Regions from separate parts of the Mus musculus genome. Here regions 1 and 2 are each linked to region 3. Evidence: chromatin loops called from intact Hi-C (ENCODE). Cell type or tissue: left cerebral cortex. All regions are shown on one strand. Links, peaks and the distances in the headings refer to the core of each region. The heading gives the core; the rest is flanking DNA.

Evidence for each region. Hi-C counts contacts between places; a loop is a spot of excess contacts. Peaks named below come from ENCODE experiments on the same cell type or tissue, not always from the same donor. Only the 100,000 strongest peaks of a DNase experiment are listed, where the experiment ranks them.
Region 1: it touches region 3 in a loop (2.2-fold over the local background); 2 of 42 quality-filtered maps call a loop at or near these places.
Region 2: it touches region 3 in a loop (4-fold over the local background); 3 of 42 quality-filtered maps call a loop at or near these places.

What each region holds. Positions count from the first base shown.
Region 1 is chr1:75,674,577-75,680,210 of GRCm38, reverse strand. No RefSeq gene overlaps it. Among named protein-coding and RNA genes, the nearest start is that of Slc4a3, 130 kb to the right of the region's middle. In left cerebral cortex, for the core only: a CTCF peak has its summit at 2,511; DNase peaks (open chromatin) are centred at 2,353 and 3,732.
Region 2 is chr1:76,482,041-76,487,674 of GRCm38, reverse strand. No RefSeq gene overlaps it. Among named protein-coding and RNA genes, the nearest start is that of Gm17751, 4.3 kb to the left of the region's middle. In left cerebral cortex, for the core only: a CTCF peak has its summit at 3,111; DNase peaks (open chromatin) are centred at 650, 969, 3,270 and 3,819; H3K27ac peaks cover 1,651 bases.
Region 3 is chr1:75,866,358-75,871,991 of GRCm38, reverse strand. No RefSeq gene overlaps it. Among named protein-coding and RNA genes, the nearest start is that of Gm32622, 68 kb to the left of the region's middle. In left cerebral cortex, for the core only: no CTCF peak of the experiment used is centred there; DNase peaks (open chromatin) are centred at 1,979 and 2,412; H3K27ac peaks cover 624 bases.

The DNA of each region.
Region 1 (5,634 bases), core at 334-5,333, 190 kb after region 3:
TTTTCTGAAAAATGAGAAGAATCAGAAGAACTATCATTCCAGGGAGACCATGAGAAAACCACCCAAAACATGTGTTCTCTAAAACAAGTCAAGTCCATGTTCTACACTCCAGACCCTTTCTTAGGAAACAGAGACTCCAGTAAGATGGCTGATGGAGATGCTCCAGGAGGGCAAAAGGATACAGATGGCGACAATGGTACAGACAGAGATAAGGACAATGACCTACTGGTGGCATTGGTGCCTCAGCACAATAGCATGGACATGTATGTAGTCCTAGCTATTTCAGAAGCTGAGGCAGGAGGACTGCTTGATTTCAGAAGTTCAAAGGCTATCCTGAACAATATAGTGAGACCCTGTCACAGGAAACACTTAAGAGAGTGATCATGGTGCTGATGCTAATAATGGTGATGGCAGCAATGGCAGGAATGGGCACAGCAATAAGGATCACACTGATGAAGACGATGACAGCAGCTAGTTTGTAACAAGCACTTAATTATAAACCATGCACCAGGCTGATCACTTAGTGTGTGTTATTTACCTTGATCTTAACAATCCCGCCAAGTTGCATTTCTTCCCACTTCACAGATGAGAAAACCAAGTCTCAGAGGAATAAAGAGACTTGCTCAAAGAAATGTTGAGCTAAGCACTGGAGGGCTCAGTGAGTAGGGGTGCTTGCAACACAAGGAGAGGGACCTGAGATCAGAACCTCAGCATCCATACAGAAAGTCAGGTGTGGCCACAGGCATACCTGCATACCCAGTGCAGAGTCTTGGGGTGGGGGAGGAGGGCAGAATCAGGAAGATCTCTGGCCTTGCTAGTCAGCCAGCCTAGCCAAACATGGCAATCTCCAGGCTCTATGAGATACTCTGCCTCCAGAGAATAGAAAAGTGATAGACCAGGCTCTAATGTCTTCCTATTCTTGTCAGCCCAGACATGCACATACACTACACACACACATACCACACACAAAAATAAAATAAGCAGTGTTGGAATCAGAACTCACTCTCTGGCAGCTCCCCCTTGGCTTGGGCCTTCCACACTGTCCTAGATGACCCTCCACCCTATGACAGATGAAGCAAAATTTGTTCCATGCCCTTGTAAAAAGTTTCCAAAAGCAGTCTCTTGAGAAAAGAAAAGAAACACTGAGCGTTGAGAACACGAGGCAGTTAGGACATCAAAGAGGCTTAAAGCTGGGTCCGTGAGGCCTGAACCACCAGGTGCATACTGAAGGTTTGCCCAGATGTACCTGTCCGTTCGTGAAGGGGGGAAAGGATCAAGGCATCAGCTCCGACATAGTGGGGGAGAGGGGACCTGGCAGCATTGCGCTCTGTCAGTGCAAGTAAAGAGAGTGTCAAAGGGGAGCATCAGGAATTAATCCACCAAAGAGTAATGAGCTTAAAAGTTGCAGTTTGAAAAGGGGCGAGCAGCCTGGGACAGCATCAATGAACCTGTCACGGGTACCAGCAAAAGAGAAAAGTCTAGCTTTCCATTAATGGCACTAGTACTTTGTTTTACTTTCAAGTGCCAAATAGATAAATAAATAACAACCTTCTCAAGGTGGGTGGCAAGGTACATTTACACCCTATGGGAAACTGTCACAAAAGATGCTCACAGCTTCAGTGAGCACTTCCCCTGGAACAGCCAAAAGAAAAATACAAAAGCCATAAAGCCCGGCTCTGAAACACTGCTGCTCAAAGGTCTATGCCTCTCTGTGATCTACAGAGATCAAAGGGAAGACCTCCTTCACATAACCCCCAGACAGCAGTATCAGGGAGCTGACACAAGCCTGTGAGAGAATTCAAGAGATGGTTCCATTCACTCCCATCCTAGCCGTGGCTGTCAGCCTCCTTCCTCCGCGGGATTAGAAGCTCCTTGAAGCCAGAAGTATCTGCTTTGTTCCTCTAATTTGCTCCCACAGCTTTGAAATATTAAAAGGTCTCTGTGATTATTTGGGGAACCAGCTGGTTAAGGAATACCTGCTGCTGAATTAATTTCCAGCATTAATAACAACAACAACAATAATAATAATAATAATAATAATAATAATAATAATAATAATAATTCATTTTGCACTCATGGGAGATCCCGGAACAGGGTTGGCATAGAATATTATATCCAAGAAAAGTAACCTTATGCCAACATGTATTAGAAGCCCGCAGACCCATTTGAGACCCTATCTCCCAAGCTGGTGAAATAAGAGTCTGAAATATCCCTTAGCAACGGTTTCATGTCTGGGAGCTATCCATCCCACCAGTGACTGAAATGGTTACAGTCACATAGATGGCATCCACAACCATTCAGATGTGTAAAATTATTCTTGGGCTGGGGAAATACTTCAGTCAGCAGCAAGGATCTGAGTCAGAGCTCCAGAACCTGTGGGTGTTTTTTAAGATGTATTTATTTTTATTTATACGAGTACACTGTAGCTGTCTTCAGACACACACCAGAAGAGTGCATCGGACCCCATTACAGACGGTTGTGAGCCACCATGTGGTTGCTAGGAATTAAACTCAGGACCTCTGGAAGAGCAGTTAGTGCTCTTAACCGTTGAGCCATCTCTCCAGCCCAGAACCTATGGCTTATAGTGCTGAATGTGGTGCTGTGGGCTCACACCAGCACTGGGAGGCAAAAACCAACATGGAGTTAACTGCTCAGCCAGCCTAGCCTACTTGATCAGTTCCAGTCCAAAGAGAAACTCTGGTTTTAAAAAGTTGGGCAGTCCCTTAGGAGTGACACCCAAAGTTGTTTCCTGGCTAACACATTCATGTGCACACACGTTCATGCCTACACAAAAACAAATGTACACACACACACACACACACAGAGAGAGAGAGAGAGAGAGAGAGAGAGAGAGAGAGAGGAAGGGGGTCTCCAACAGTAACCCTTTAAGAGAACCTGCAGCATGGGTGACGCGGGACCACTGGTTAAAATCTGACAGAGCTGAAAACTGACCTCCAGTCTAGAACACTCTTTCCAGGACACCCCACTGAGCTCCTAGTCAGTCTCACAGGTTAGCATGAGTGTACCACCATTACTAATGTGTTGGGGTTGGTCTGGTACTGCTGTGTTCAAATACTAAATTCTGTACCTCAAGATCTGGTTGCCCCAAGATGAGCAAATTCTCACATACACTGGCTTTTGCTGTGCACACCTGGGTCCCCAAGTTAATTGGTCAATAAAAGGCTAAAAACCTATGATTGGGCAGCAGAGAGAGGAAGGCAGGACTTCCTGGGAGGGAGAAAGGAGCTCTGGGAAGAAAGGGGAAGGCCTTTTTCACCAGGAGACATGAAGGGAGATGGATGTGACTACGGACCTGGAAGGTATAGCTAGCCACATGGCTGGATAGGACTAGGTGGTCTGGTTAACTTAGATGAGCTAGTTAAGGAGTCTAGCCAGCTAAGGCCTAAGCTCTGAAATATTAAAAAGGTGTCTGTGAGCTTATGTGGGGAACCAGCTGGTTAAGTAATATCTGCTGCTGTATTAACTTCCAGCATTAACATATACACAATAATACAATTCCCCACAAACAACAATTCATTTCACACTCATGGGAGATCCCCAAGTCCCTGTTTTAAAGCTCCAATTCTGCTATACCACAGTCAGCACCCTAGCAGAGTTATTCTAATGCCCACCCCACCAAATGCTAGTAGGCACGGCGCCAGGTGCTCAGCAGGAGCCGTTAGCCTTCCCTTCCAGCACTCTGTGCTGTTTTAGAGGAGCTAGAACCCACGCACTGCATGTCCCAGAGCCCCTTGCAATAAGCCTTGGTTCTTGCAAAGACATGAGAATGGCAGGTTACTCACAAGCAGGAGCATGTGTTCATGCTCCATGGTTGCCATAGCAACTTACTCTCAACTTACTGGCTTCAAACACCCCTCACCTATTATCTCACAGATCTGTAAGTCAGAAGCCCAATGGGCTCAGAAGGTTCCCTGCTTAGGGTCTTATAAGGCCAGAAACAAGGTACTGGGTGACCTGGCCTCTCATCCTAGCTTTAGGTCCACTTCCCAAACACTGGAGTCAGTTCTGTGAAGTTGTACACCCGAGGATGGTTTTCCTGTCAGCTACTGGCTAGTCCTTGTCAGCTTCTACAAGCCATCCACATTCATTCCACAATGGGTTGGGCCCTCCCCGCATCAAACACTAATTAAGAAAATGCCTTACAGGCTTGCCCACAACAGGAAATTATATAGAGCATTTTCTTACCTGAGGTTCCCACCTCTCAGATGAGCCCAGTTTGTGTCCGGTTGACATAAAACTATCGAGCACAACTGACCCCTTGTCAACTTGACACATGAGTACATCACTGTTAAGCCACAACCTTTCCTTTCTCGAAAGTTCATCCCCGAGATCTCACATTAAAAATGCAAACAAAGAAAAACCTTAAAAATCCAAACACGAAATGTTTAGTCTCTTTAAAATAGACAAACTCTTTTAAAAGCCAAAGTCTTTTAAAATTCAAAGTCTCAGAGCTGGAGAGATGGCTCAGCAGTTGAGAGCACTGGCTGCTTTTCGAGAAGTCCTGAGCGCAATTCCCAGCAACCACATGGTAGCTCACACCATCTGTAATGAGATCTGACGCCCTCTTCAGGCATGCAAGTGTACGTGCAGATAAAGCACTCATATGCATAAAATAAATAGAACACTCATATGCATAAAATAAAAAATACATCTTTTTTAAAAATTCAAAGTAAAAAAAAATTTCAAAGTCTCTCCAACTATGAGCTCCTATAAAATAAATAAATTAAATGCTTTCTTACTTTAAAGGGAAAAAAAAACCAAGGCTCAATTACAATCAAATCCAAGCAAAACCAAACTCCAAAACTGTAAATAACTCAATGTCCAAAATCTGGTATTCACTCACAATTTTCTGAGTTTCCAAACTCCTCCAGAGCATCTCACCAATCACTGACCACTCAAGTGATTCTGACCAAAGCTCCAAGTCCTTCCACTGTACTCCCCAGAACGGCATGCCCAGGTCTGTCCCAGCAATACGCCACAATCCTGTTATGGACGAAGCTAGTAAGTAGAGGAACTCAGAACAGGACAGGAACCTGGAGGCAGGAGCTGAGGCAGAGGCGGTGGAGGAGGATGCTTACTGGCTTGCTCAGCCTGCTCTCTCAGAATCTAAGCTCACAAGCCCAGGAATGGTATCACCTGCCACAGGCTGGGTCCTCTCCCATTAATCACTAAGCAAGTGCCTTATAGGCCTGCCTGCTACCCAGTCCTACAGAGGCATTTTCTCGATTGGAGTTTCCTCCTCTCAGATGAGCCTAATTTGTGTCAAATTCATATAAAACCATCCAGCACAGTTTGCCACTGTCGAGGGCTTGTGTGATTCCACGGAGTCCACACCAGGTAATATGGTTATCTCCATATAAGCTCCACCTAACTCCTATCTGCAAATTCTGTTTTATCTCATAACACAATACTCAAATGCATGAAACAAGGGCCGGAGGTCATGGGGACCAAAATTCTGCCTGCCACAGCAGAAGGCCTTCAGAAGTGGCAGGCAGCTGTGACTCCTGGGTCCTCCACAGACCTAGCATTCACAGCTGAAGCCTCTTCCGGTGTACAACAGCAAGGCTCAGCACGTGTCTTGCCACATCCTACCATTACTCTTGGAGGTCCCAA
Region 2 (5,634 bases), core at 250-5,249, 620 kb before region 3:
GAACTGCAACCAAAGGCGTTCACAACCCACAGGTGAAGAAGAATCACTGCTCTAAGAACTGTGAAGGACAGATGATGAGTCTGCGTGAGGCACAGGGGCTTTATGTTCCATGACGATAGTGACATAGCTTATTATGGGATAGATACAGCACTGTACTGAGGCCTCCCAGCCAGAGCAATACCCTGAGTCAGGGACTCAGTCAATGAGAGTTAAGGGCAGGTGAGTGCCTGCTGTGCAAAGCATCACCTGAGTAGCGTGGAGAGTCTCCTCTTGCTCTAATACTCTAATAATACCCGAAACCTGTCAGATCACCTCCACAGCAACCCTTGCTTTGATTCAACAAACATACTACGTTCTGAAAGCTCAGATTAAAATATGAGTGGGCTATCTGGAAGAAATAAATTCACTAATTTATTAGTAAAAATAAAAATTAAGTCCTTTCAAAGTAAACCGGTTGAAGTGATTTGATTAGCCAGCTGAAATTCCATAGAAAGCTTCAAGTGGCAATTTCTCCTTCATAGAGAACATTCAGGAAGGATGATAATTCCTTATTACTGCTGCCAGGGGGAGGGCCAAGCCTGTGCTCCACTGAGAGCGTATGGGCCTCTGGGCATCCCATGGGCACTAGGAACCCCAGGCTGACTTGCAGAGGTGCCAGGGATAAGCAGGTAATGGAAGATAGAGGTGCTGCAAAAGAGAAGAGCCAGGGATTTCTGGAAGGAAACAGAGGGAGAGACGAACAGTTCCTCCTTTAATTGATGTGCTCAAGCTTCTAAGCTGCTCTTGAGATTTATCAACATATATCACAGTATGCTATAAGCTACAACAAAGCAAAAGCAAACCAAAACAACCCAAAACCAAAACAGAGGCCTGAAAGAGTTAAGTGAGGACCCAAATCTACTGAGTTAGCCTGTGGACTGGCATCTTCTCTGTCACTGCAGCATCTCAGCATGGACCTCAATGACTTTAACCTCTCAGGGACAGTGACACAAAGAAAGTGGCTTGCTAACAGACACTTGGAAATGCAAGACTGAGTTCAGCCTTTTTCTGGACAATGTGGTCTATGTAAATGAACTGCAGAGCCACATAGATGGCAGAGATAGAAGTTGTAAGCCTAGATATAGTCACTGAGGAGAAGTGTAAGTGGACTTGTTGAGCCATTTATGGAATGCCTAGTTTGTAACAGCATAGGAGTAGCAGGGTCACACCACATACCACACACACACACACACACACACACACACCAATAAGCAAAATATACCAAAAAGAAAATTTAAATAAGTCATACTACACAGAAACATCTTACATCCAAAAGAAAATGATCTCAGACCTCTCTTTTCATTATAAAAAATTAGCTATGTTGTAACTGTTCCAGTATCATTGGCATTCCTACCAGGCATCTAGCCATTTTGAGAGCTAGCTGGGCATAGATTGTCCCCAAATCCATCATTTTTATTTTATGAATGTATTGTAGAGCCCAGTTTTATAGTTTTCACTTCCAAACTCTGCCAAAATAAAAAAAAAAGACTCAAATACCCTTCTAAACATCAAATGATGTCTATTTTAACTTATTTAATCTTCTCTTAGTGATACCTGGTGACAGAGATCTGTAATTTCAGGACTTGGGAGGTTGAGGCACAAAGGATTATAGGTCCACAAATTCAAGGTCAGCCTGGGCAACATAGTGAGGCCTTTTTTCAAAATAAAACAACCCTTTCCCCATTCCAGTGTCTGGTTAAGATGACAAGTATACAAATACCCTGGTGTTCTAGAAGAGAGGAAACTAGCAGAGAGATGCAACTGAGGCACGATCTTGAGGTAAAAATACTCAAAGTAAGTTCACAAAACTATCAGCCTTTGCCATGCAGTAAGCAAGGCATCATTCTCTTCTAGATGGAGGTGTTACAGTGCTAGGCTTTAAACTGTGTCAGCATAGTTATGACAATCTTCAACAGAGCTGACCTCAAAGGAGAGATGGCTCAGAGCAGGCTGTGTCAACTGTCCACCATCCATTCCCTCCATCAGTGCAGAGAATGCTGTCTGTATCAGTAGCAGAAACAATGCCAAGGGTGAACTATTTAAGAAACGTGTTCAGACACAGGAAAGGAAAGCACCAGAGCTGGGATTTGAACCAGTGTGCTTGCTTGTTTGCCTTTTCTTTTTCTTTTTTCTTTTTCTTTTCCTTTTTCTTTTTCTCTCGTTTTTGCTTTCTCTCTCTCTCTCTCTCTCTCTCTCTCTCTTTCTTCCTTTCTTTCTTTCTTTCTTTCTTTCTTTCTTTCTTTCTTTCTTTCTTTCTTTCTTTCTTTCTTTCTTTCTTTCTTTCTTCATTTGTTTCTCTTGTTGTGACCTTATTACAGAAGGTCCTCTGTGTAACAACCCTGGTAGTCCTGGAACTAGCATTGTAGACCAGGCTGGCCTCAAACTCACAGAGATCCACCTGCCTCTGCCTCCCAGGTTCTGGAATTAAAGGTGTGCACCACCATATCTAGCTCAGCTTTCATTTTTGTTTTGTTTTGCTTTGCTTTTGATTATGTTTTTGTTTTTTATTGTTTGTTGCTTGCTTGCTTGTTTGCTTGTTTTGGTGGAGTTGTTTTTTGTTTGTTTGTTTGTTTGTTTGTTTGGTTGGTTGGTTGGTTGGTTCCCTTGATTATTTGGGGAAGGCAGGGTGGTTGATGCTCTCACATACCAGCTGCCTTGATAGAAATAAGTCTAATAGTGTTCTATTCTTTTTCAGGAAATACGAAGATAAAAATATAAAATTTAGCTTTTGACAAACTACAAGAAAAAAAAAAAAACAAAACACAACAAAACCCCACAGCCCTAGAGAGTCAACCTTTACTTTTGCCTTGGATGGTAACTGGATGCTTCCCAGGAGATTTCAAGTAGCCAAGCACAAAAGCACCTTTTCTCACAGCTATAACCAACAGAAATCTGAAAAGCAAAAGTCAGAGATGGATCTGAAAACCCCAAAGGAGAACTTCATTTCACTGACCGCTCCAGGGCCACAGGCTCCATCAGCCTTCTATACCTTCGACTCCTGGGGAAAGACAGGCCTGAAGTTCACTCTGTCTTAAATGCCTATGCCCACCAGAGCTTCCTGCAGGGAGCACTAGATGGTATGAATTGCTAGCCAAACCCATCCTGTCGCTTGACTTAAACATTTACATCACATATCTCAAGAAGACTCATTTTAGTAGCTGCCTTTTTTGAAACACCTACACCTGAAATTAAAATACCAAAAGGAAAGCATCCTCCAGTCTTTCCCAGTGAGCAGATGGGCCTGAGTGGATCCAACCATGGAGCATGAAGCACCAGATTGTGCATCTCTTCACAGAGCCTCAAATTAGAAATTTCAGAGCATCGTGGATTGCAAGATGAAATCTGTTTTCCCCCCGAGAAGAAGATTCTGTGCTGACCTGATGCCAGCCTAGAAGCCTCTGTCTCTCCAACAAGGCATTCTGCAAGTAAAACGCACTGCACCATCTACTTAATTAGCTATTGCTCTCAACCATTCAGAGCTTCAGATGACTAGTATTTATAATTTTATGGTTGAGTTTACTTGTCCAAAACATGTCCTGAACAATTCACTGGTGTCTAATTTCATAGCAGCTCCGTAAGGCTGGAGACCAGAGGAGCAACTGAAACGCTTCAGCCCACCTTCTCTCAGGACCAGATGTGGCTGGGCATGGTATGAATGACAGACCAAGGCACCTGATGCCTCTGAGCATTTGCCTGGGGTCTCTGCGTTGACCTCAAGAGAATTCCATCCTCTAAGGAGGAGATGGGAGCTGAGGGCGCTTGGCCAGGTGTCTGCAGGGAGACAAAGGAAGAAAACACACCTCACCACTGGAGAATGAGGGACTTGCTGAAAGCAATGGATAGACAACTAGTTTTGAGGCGGTGCCTAAGTGCTTACATGACTCAGACACCCCTCTTGAAACATCCTAAGTTTAGAGACAATTGGAAATCCGGACGACTTGCCAATACATAAGATATAGCATATTTATTTGCTGGCGTGGTATTCAGCAGTCAAAAGCAGTGCATTAAGTTTACACAAACTGGCATGGATCAATCTCAAAAAACAAACCACCGAATAGAAACACAACTTGCAGACAACATATGCAGCATGGTGGCATTTGACTAAAAAAAGAAGAAGAAATAGCATGTATACACACACACACACACACACACACACACACACAAAACATATATTTCTCTAGGCATGTACATATCCATAGGTGAATCATGAAAACATGCTTTTTGGGTAAATCAGTTTTAATTTTTCCAAGAATATTAATACTACCCCATGGGCAACGTATGTCAATACCTTGAGGAAGTAATTTTTCTCAGTCTCTTGAATTATCTTAACTGGCTAACTGTCAGCTTTTGGACACAGAAATCTACACGTAGGGGAGAATGTATAACCTATATTTACACACTATCAGTATTTTTTATTAAGTTAGAGAGCATAGAATTACTTTAAAATCTAAAAGGACATCTTCCCAACTCACCAGCGAATAGTCTGAAGGATCCTTTGAGCAGATTGTAAAAGAGTCTGGACATGTGAATAAAAAAGATTAAGCCAATTTTCAATGATTTTGAGAATAAATAGATTAAAATAATAATAGTCTACACTATGTCCTGAATCCTGATCATAAGACAGGCACTCATAGGCATTTTACATGCCTTAGTGCATTCAACTTTCATGTAACTTCAGGTAGTCGGCATCCTCACTACCAAATACTCTCTTTAAAATGTGAGAAACGGCTGCCCAAAGGGAAATTGTGGGAAGTGGAGGAACCAGCATTGAGAATCTCAGCCAGATTTGTGTCCAACCAGTGTGGCCCCAGTGGCTCCTACAACTCTGCTTTGATGACAAAGAGGCCATGCCTACTCTTCTTGGAAACTGAGCACACTAGCCTCTAGGGCATAGTGTCTAGAATATGAACATGACGTGGATTCTGTTCCTGGTTGGAGACCTGTGATGGTTTATACAAAACATCTCCAGACCTGACCCTTTGTTCCAGGAGGATAGAGACAGAATGAAGCCCTGTGAACAGGGCTAAGAGAAGCCTGACTCCTGCCACTCAGAGCTAGCAGCTAAAATGGTTGGTTAGGTTCCTTGACTCAGCGAGTACTGTCAAGAAAAGAAAATGTTACCAGTAAGTGGTTTTCTTTTTCAACGAACTTCAAGATTGTCTTTAAAGAGGCTGACCCAGCATACACATTTGTTTTTATCTCAATATAGGTATATGGAAACTTACATAGAAGCATAGATTTATTGGACCATTCAAATGCACTTTCTATATAATTCAAAGATGTACATAAAATAGGATTTCTTTTTTATGCCTTTGTTTTTTTTTGTTTTTGTTTGTTTGTTTGTTTGTTTGTTTGTTTTGTTTTGTTTTGGCTAGGTTTTATACAGAAGGTCAATTCTCTCTTGAAAATGACAAGTGTGCTTCTATTTTCTGTCTCTCCACAAACTGTGAAAAGCTGACAAAAATTCCCAGAGTGAAATCACCAAAGGAAAATGAGAGTGGAGTTAATGCATTTAATCCTTTTATTAATGTGAATATGATGGAGATGCTGGAGGTCTACAAATATACAGAAAAGAACGCTAACAATGTTTAAAAT
Region 3 (5,634 bases), core at 151-5,150:
CATACATACACACACACACACACACACACACACACCATGGTTTTTTCCCTTAACAATTAGATACCTGGGGTAGAGGATGGAGGAAAGAACCCCCTTTTACAACATCTGCATGCACTAAGGCTCATGGCACCTTAGCTGAAGAGGCCAACCTTAAGAACACAGTTCAGGTCACTAAGCGAGTCGGCCAGCAGACTAGAATTAGAAAGTAGAAACGAGTACACACATACCAGTCTTCTACACACCTCTGTCCCCACCAGTAGAGAGCGGGGATGCCATCATATGTGGACAAGGCTCTCACATGGAGATGCTCATCAATCATTTTTTTTTTTTCATGTCTTGCTTCCAGAACAAGTTTATCCTGCTTCCCGTAGCAACCCTAGGCATCACACCCACCTGGTGCAACCCTTTCACCCAGCTGACTGGCAGCCTCCCGGAGCCTGGCCCTGTGCACGTGGCAACCAACCGCCAGTGTCCTAAGACCCTCTGCCAAACAAGTCTGGTCCAGGATACACTTTGATGTCTGTAATGTCACAGTGATGGCAGTGACACTTGGAGAATGTTCTTCACACCAGTGATCTTCACCCACAGAGAGCACAAAAGTGGCCAGACTCAAAATTGTCTAGAAGCTAGAGTAGAGAGAATGGATAGACCTTGGCTGGAATTGTAGATCTTGTATTTCCCATCTTACACACGTTAGGTAAGTGTGTGTGAGTGTGTGTGTGTGTGCGTGTGTGTGTGTGTGTGTGTGTGTGTGTGTGTGTGTGTGTAGAAGCCAGAAACCAGTGATAAGCATCTTCTACAGTCACAGCAAGTTTTTTACATCTCTCAGCCTGTTTATCCATCTACTGGAGAAAAAAAAAAACACTAGCAGCTACCTCTTGAAATGAGAATAAGAGTGAAGGAGAAAAGGTAAGGATGGCCACCATGCCTGTCATGGGTTAGCATAAGTTAATTGGCATTTCTTGTGGAGTTTTGTGTGTCTGTGTGTGCATGTTCATGCATGTGTATGCATGTGTGCATTGGTGAAAGCATGTGCAGGTATGTGTATAATTTAAGCTGGTGGGCCAGAGTATAACCTTAGATGTCCTGTTAGTCCTAAGCACCATCCACATATTCTTCAGAATCTCTCATTGGCCTTGAACTTGCTAAGTTGGCTAGACCAGCTTGACAGCAAACCAGGAAGCTTCTTGCCTCTGCCTCCCTGTTACTGGGATTACAGACACATACCATACCACACTCGGTTGTTTGGTTGTTTGGTTAGTTGTTTACATGAGTGCTGGGGCTGGGGCTTGAACTCAGGCCCTTCTGCTTGCATGCTAACCATTTTACCAACTGAGCTAATGCCCTAGCCTATATTATAAAACATTTCTGTTGTATTGATTCTACACCTTTTCAATCGTAAGAGAATTTCCCCTCATTTTCACCCCCTTCCCCACCCAACCCCCCCAAAAAGGATGACCAGGTAGGGGTAAAACCCAGAAAACTCTAATGCCGATATACCCCAAGGCTAAGAAAACCTAAGGAATGACTCTGTTCTGGCCAAAAAAAGACAAAAACAAAACAAAACAAAACAACAAACCAGAAACAAATGTAGCCAAGTCCACCTGTTTTCCAGAGCTTCTTAAATATGTATTTACAGTCCATATTTAGGTGTTTGTGCTGTTTATATAATTAGCTGTTTTCTCCAACATATCCAGTAATTATTTTATCAAATGCACATCTGTTTTAATTAGGCATGTACACACTTTACTATACTGTAAAATGTCAAACACACTGTAAAATAGCTCCAAGCCCATTAACACATAAAAACAAAACTTCATTTGACATATCACAAACAGCTGCAAGAGGCTTCTAGACCCAACCAGCTGCTATTCGACAACTCCCAGGCAAGGGCTTTTCTGTCGGCCCTCCCGGAGTCCTCCCAAGCTAGAGCGCCACTTTCTGCTCACAGTTCGCATGCCTGAACATATTATAAGGCATGTGGGAAGCACAGATGACTTGCTTGGCACCAGGCATGCATTATACTCATATATGTAAAATAAGTACATCTTTTTTAAAAATTATATGGTCTCAATAAGCACAGAACAAGAAAAATTCAAAATTCCCCATAACAACTATCCACAAACTAGGTGTGTGAAGAATATACCACAGCACAATAAAGGGAGGGGGTGGGGCTAACGTCATACTCAATGATGCAGAGTTTAAAGTTCTTCCCCTAAGGTTAGGAACAAGGCGTGAATTTACTAACTCCTTTTATTACAACACTGAAAATCCTAGCAAGCACATGCAGGCAAGAAAAGGAACCAATTTTTCTGGATGGCTATTCTTGGTTGTCAACTTGACTGTCTCTGGAACTAAAATCCAAGCAGCTGGGTATGCATGGGAGGGAGGGTTTTTTTTTTCCCCTTAATTAAATCATTTGAAGTGGGAAGACCCACTTTTAATCCAGCTCTTTTGAGGTTTGCATTTAATCTGAGCCACACCTTCTGCTGGCAACCTATATAAAGACATGGAAGAGGGAAACTCTCTCTTTGCCTGCTTGGTCTTCCTCTCCTTTGCAAGTCCATGCCTTCATTGGCATTAGGATTCGGGAGTATACTGATGACCAGCTGAGACCTCCAGCCCCGTGAACTGAACAATTTTCTATTTCTCACACAAACAGCAAAACCATGTCTCAAAATAAAAACAAAATCCCAGGCTATATTCATTCATATTCTCCACAGCATCACAAAACAATGTATAACTAACTACACAGGAACCACATATTGTTATACAATGTATAACCACATATGAATCGTATATTCACAAAATGGAATCGTAGTCAACAATAGAAAAAAAAAAACAGTGACATATGCAAAGATGGATTTATCTCACTGACATAGTGGGGCAAAGTCGAACCCTAAAATTAAACCACTAAAGGATGCCACTTCCAGTAATTTACAGAATGGGAGAAACAACCTGTGTGTAGGGAACACAGGACAATTGCCTTGAAAGGAGAGACAGACTGACCAATAAGATCCCTTTCAGACAACAGGAATGCCTGTGTACAGCGACCCAGCTGTTTCCTCTGGAATGGACATGATGGTTGCCATATTGAGGCAAAACAGCCATGATGAGCCCCCAGAGAATCTCACAGAATCTCACAGATTAGACCTAATTAAAATTCCCTTGGAAGGGAAGCTCTGGAGACACATGAGATTCACAAGGCTTGTAGACACCCCCCCACCCCAAGCTTACTCCCATACAAGATTATATAAGAGGCAGGCAGTTGACCCAGGTGTAGCAGCTTGTCAGTCTCTCTCCTGTAAGTAGCTCAGGGAACTCATCGTTCACCGAGTGGGACTTGGATGAATCCTTCATTTTGGCCTTTCAGTGTCCAGTCTACCTGGGGTAAAGAGCAGTTTCTTTATACCTCACCGGGAAAAGTCATGCAACAATAGGTGGATAAATCCACAGATGCTTACACTAATGAAAATCCATCGAAGAGGGTTGGGAGTGCTGCCTCATGTCTGTAATTCCAGCACTCATGAGAGAGAGAGGGCAGTTGAATCATGAGTTCTAGGCTAGCCCGGGCTACTTACCAACTTATCATCTCAGGGAATGGAATCTTCATCTCCATCAGATGAAGATAATGCCCAATGGCCAGTTACTTATCTAGTATATACAGGTCATGGGTTCCAGCTTCAGCCCGACCTTTGCCCACCCCCCCCCCCCAGATGCTACAGGACTGAGGCCATATGAACTCACAAAGACTGTATGTAGCAGCTCACACAGGGCTGCACTGGTGCAAGCCAGATGGGCTTCCAGTGCTGAGATGGGGAAGTGGATGTGGGCTCTTACTCCTAACCAAGAAGCTATCTGCAATTTGGACTCACAAAGGAAAAATTAGTCTTCTCCAATGAAGTCTCACTGGGCATCTTAACCACACTTAAGGGCAGGGCTCCATGCCCAGCAGTGCATGGCCAACATAAAACTAACTCAGTGGGATTTTTGTGGTCTTTTTGTCTCATCTAGCTTTGTTTGGGGATTTTTTTAAATTAGTCTTTTGCTAGTGTATTGTGGTTTCCTGTGTGTGTGAGTGTGTGTGTGTGTGTGTGTGTGTGTGTGTGTATGAGAGAGAGACAGAGACAGAGACAGAGACAGAGACAGAGACAGAGACAGAGACAGAGGGACAAGGAAGGGAAGTTAGTTTCTTGGGTTTTGTTTTGTTTTAATGTTTTTGTTTTTCTGTTTGTGTTTTGTTTGTTTGTTTAGGAGAGACGAAAAAGAAAGAGCACAAAGTTGGATGGTAGGAGTTTGGAAAAATCTGAGGGGAGTTGGAAGAAGAGCAAAGTATCATCAGAATATATTATATAAAATCAAGCTTTTTCAATAAAAAAAAAACGTCAATATTGTATTATAACAGGCTTGAGGCAGAAATATAAAAATGCAGTATCAGTTAACTCTATGTGTACACATGCATAAAAATACACATGTATACACATGTATGTGTGTATACATAGCATATAGCTAAAGCTATACACATTGATATAATATATAACCACAAATATTTTTTTATTCTTGCAAAAGGAACTAATATAATACTGTGTTCCTGCTTTAAAAATTAAGGAAAAAAAATGACAAAAATATAACTCAAGCAAAGAAGATAATGAAGATAAATAAATACAAAAATAAATTTAGAATACAAAGACAAATTTGATAAATGGCACCAAGGATTGGTTCTTTGAAAATTCAATAAAACAGGCAAATATCTGAAAGAGCTAATCAATAAATATAGAAAGAAAATCATAAGTAACGTCATTTAGGAATGAACAATGACAGAGGGATGGGCCCTAGAGGCTTTTAATCATGAATTTAAAAAAAAAAGTCACCACGTAGGTACCCAGGTGTACTAACGGATTTCAGTAGATAGGGAACCTTTGCAGGGTTAAGCTCAGACATTACAGGTGTATACAATCATACCAGTTTAACTCAGCTGTGCTTAGAAATCTTCAACGAATAGAAATTTTTCATTCCATTATATAAAAAAAATAGGATTTACTATTTACTATAATTTATTTACTATATTCAGTTATTATAGCGGTGACGCCTCACACTGACACAATGACACGCATATGATCATGCTTACACACATGTATGACAAGGGTGAACACCGCAGGTCACACTGCTAAACCTTAAAAGAACCGTTTACAAATCTGGCCCCTGGCGAGCATCTGGGATCCTGGCACTGGAACACATTCCTGCTCCTCTGATTGATGAGCAGCTCACTGAGCCCAAACTGTTTATGAAAACAGTATGTTTGATGCTGACAGCAGTTTTCCTTCCATCAGTCTGGGATTTCTTCTCTCTCTCTCTCTCTCTCTCTCTCTCTCTCTCTCTCTCTCTCTTTTTTCCCCCTTCTTGAATATGCCAAGCAAAAACTTGTTGTACAACCAGCCTCCAATAAAAACCTCAGACGTTTAGTCAGTGAGCCGCCATGAAGGGCATCCTCTCTCCTGTGTTGTCATGCTCATTGCTGGGAAATAAAGAGCACTGCCTCATGACCCACGGAACGAGGACCGTCCAGAGTGTGCACCTGTGGGCTGCTGGACTCTGGCGCATGCGCTATCCTACTGCTATGTCATTCTGCCTCCT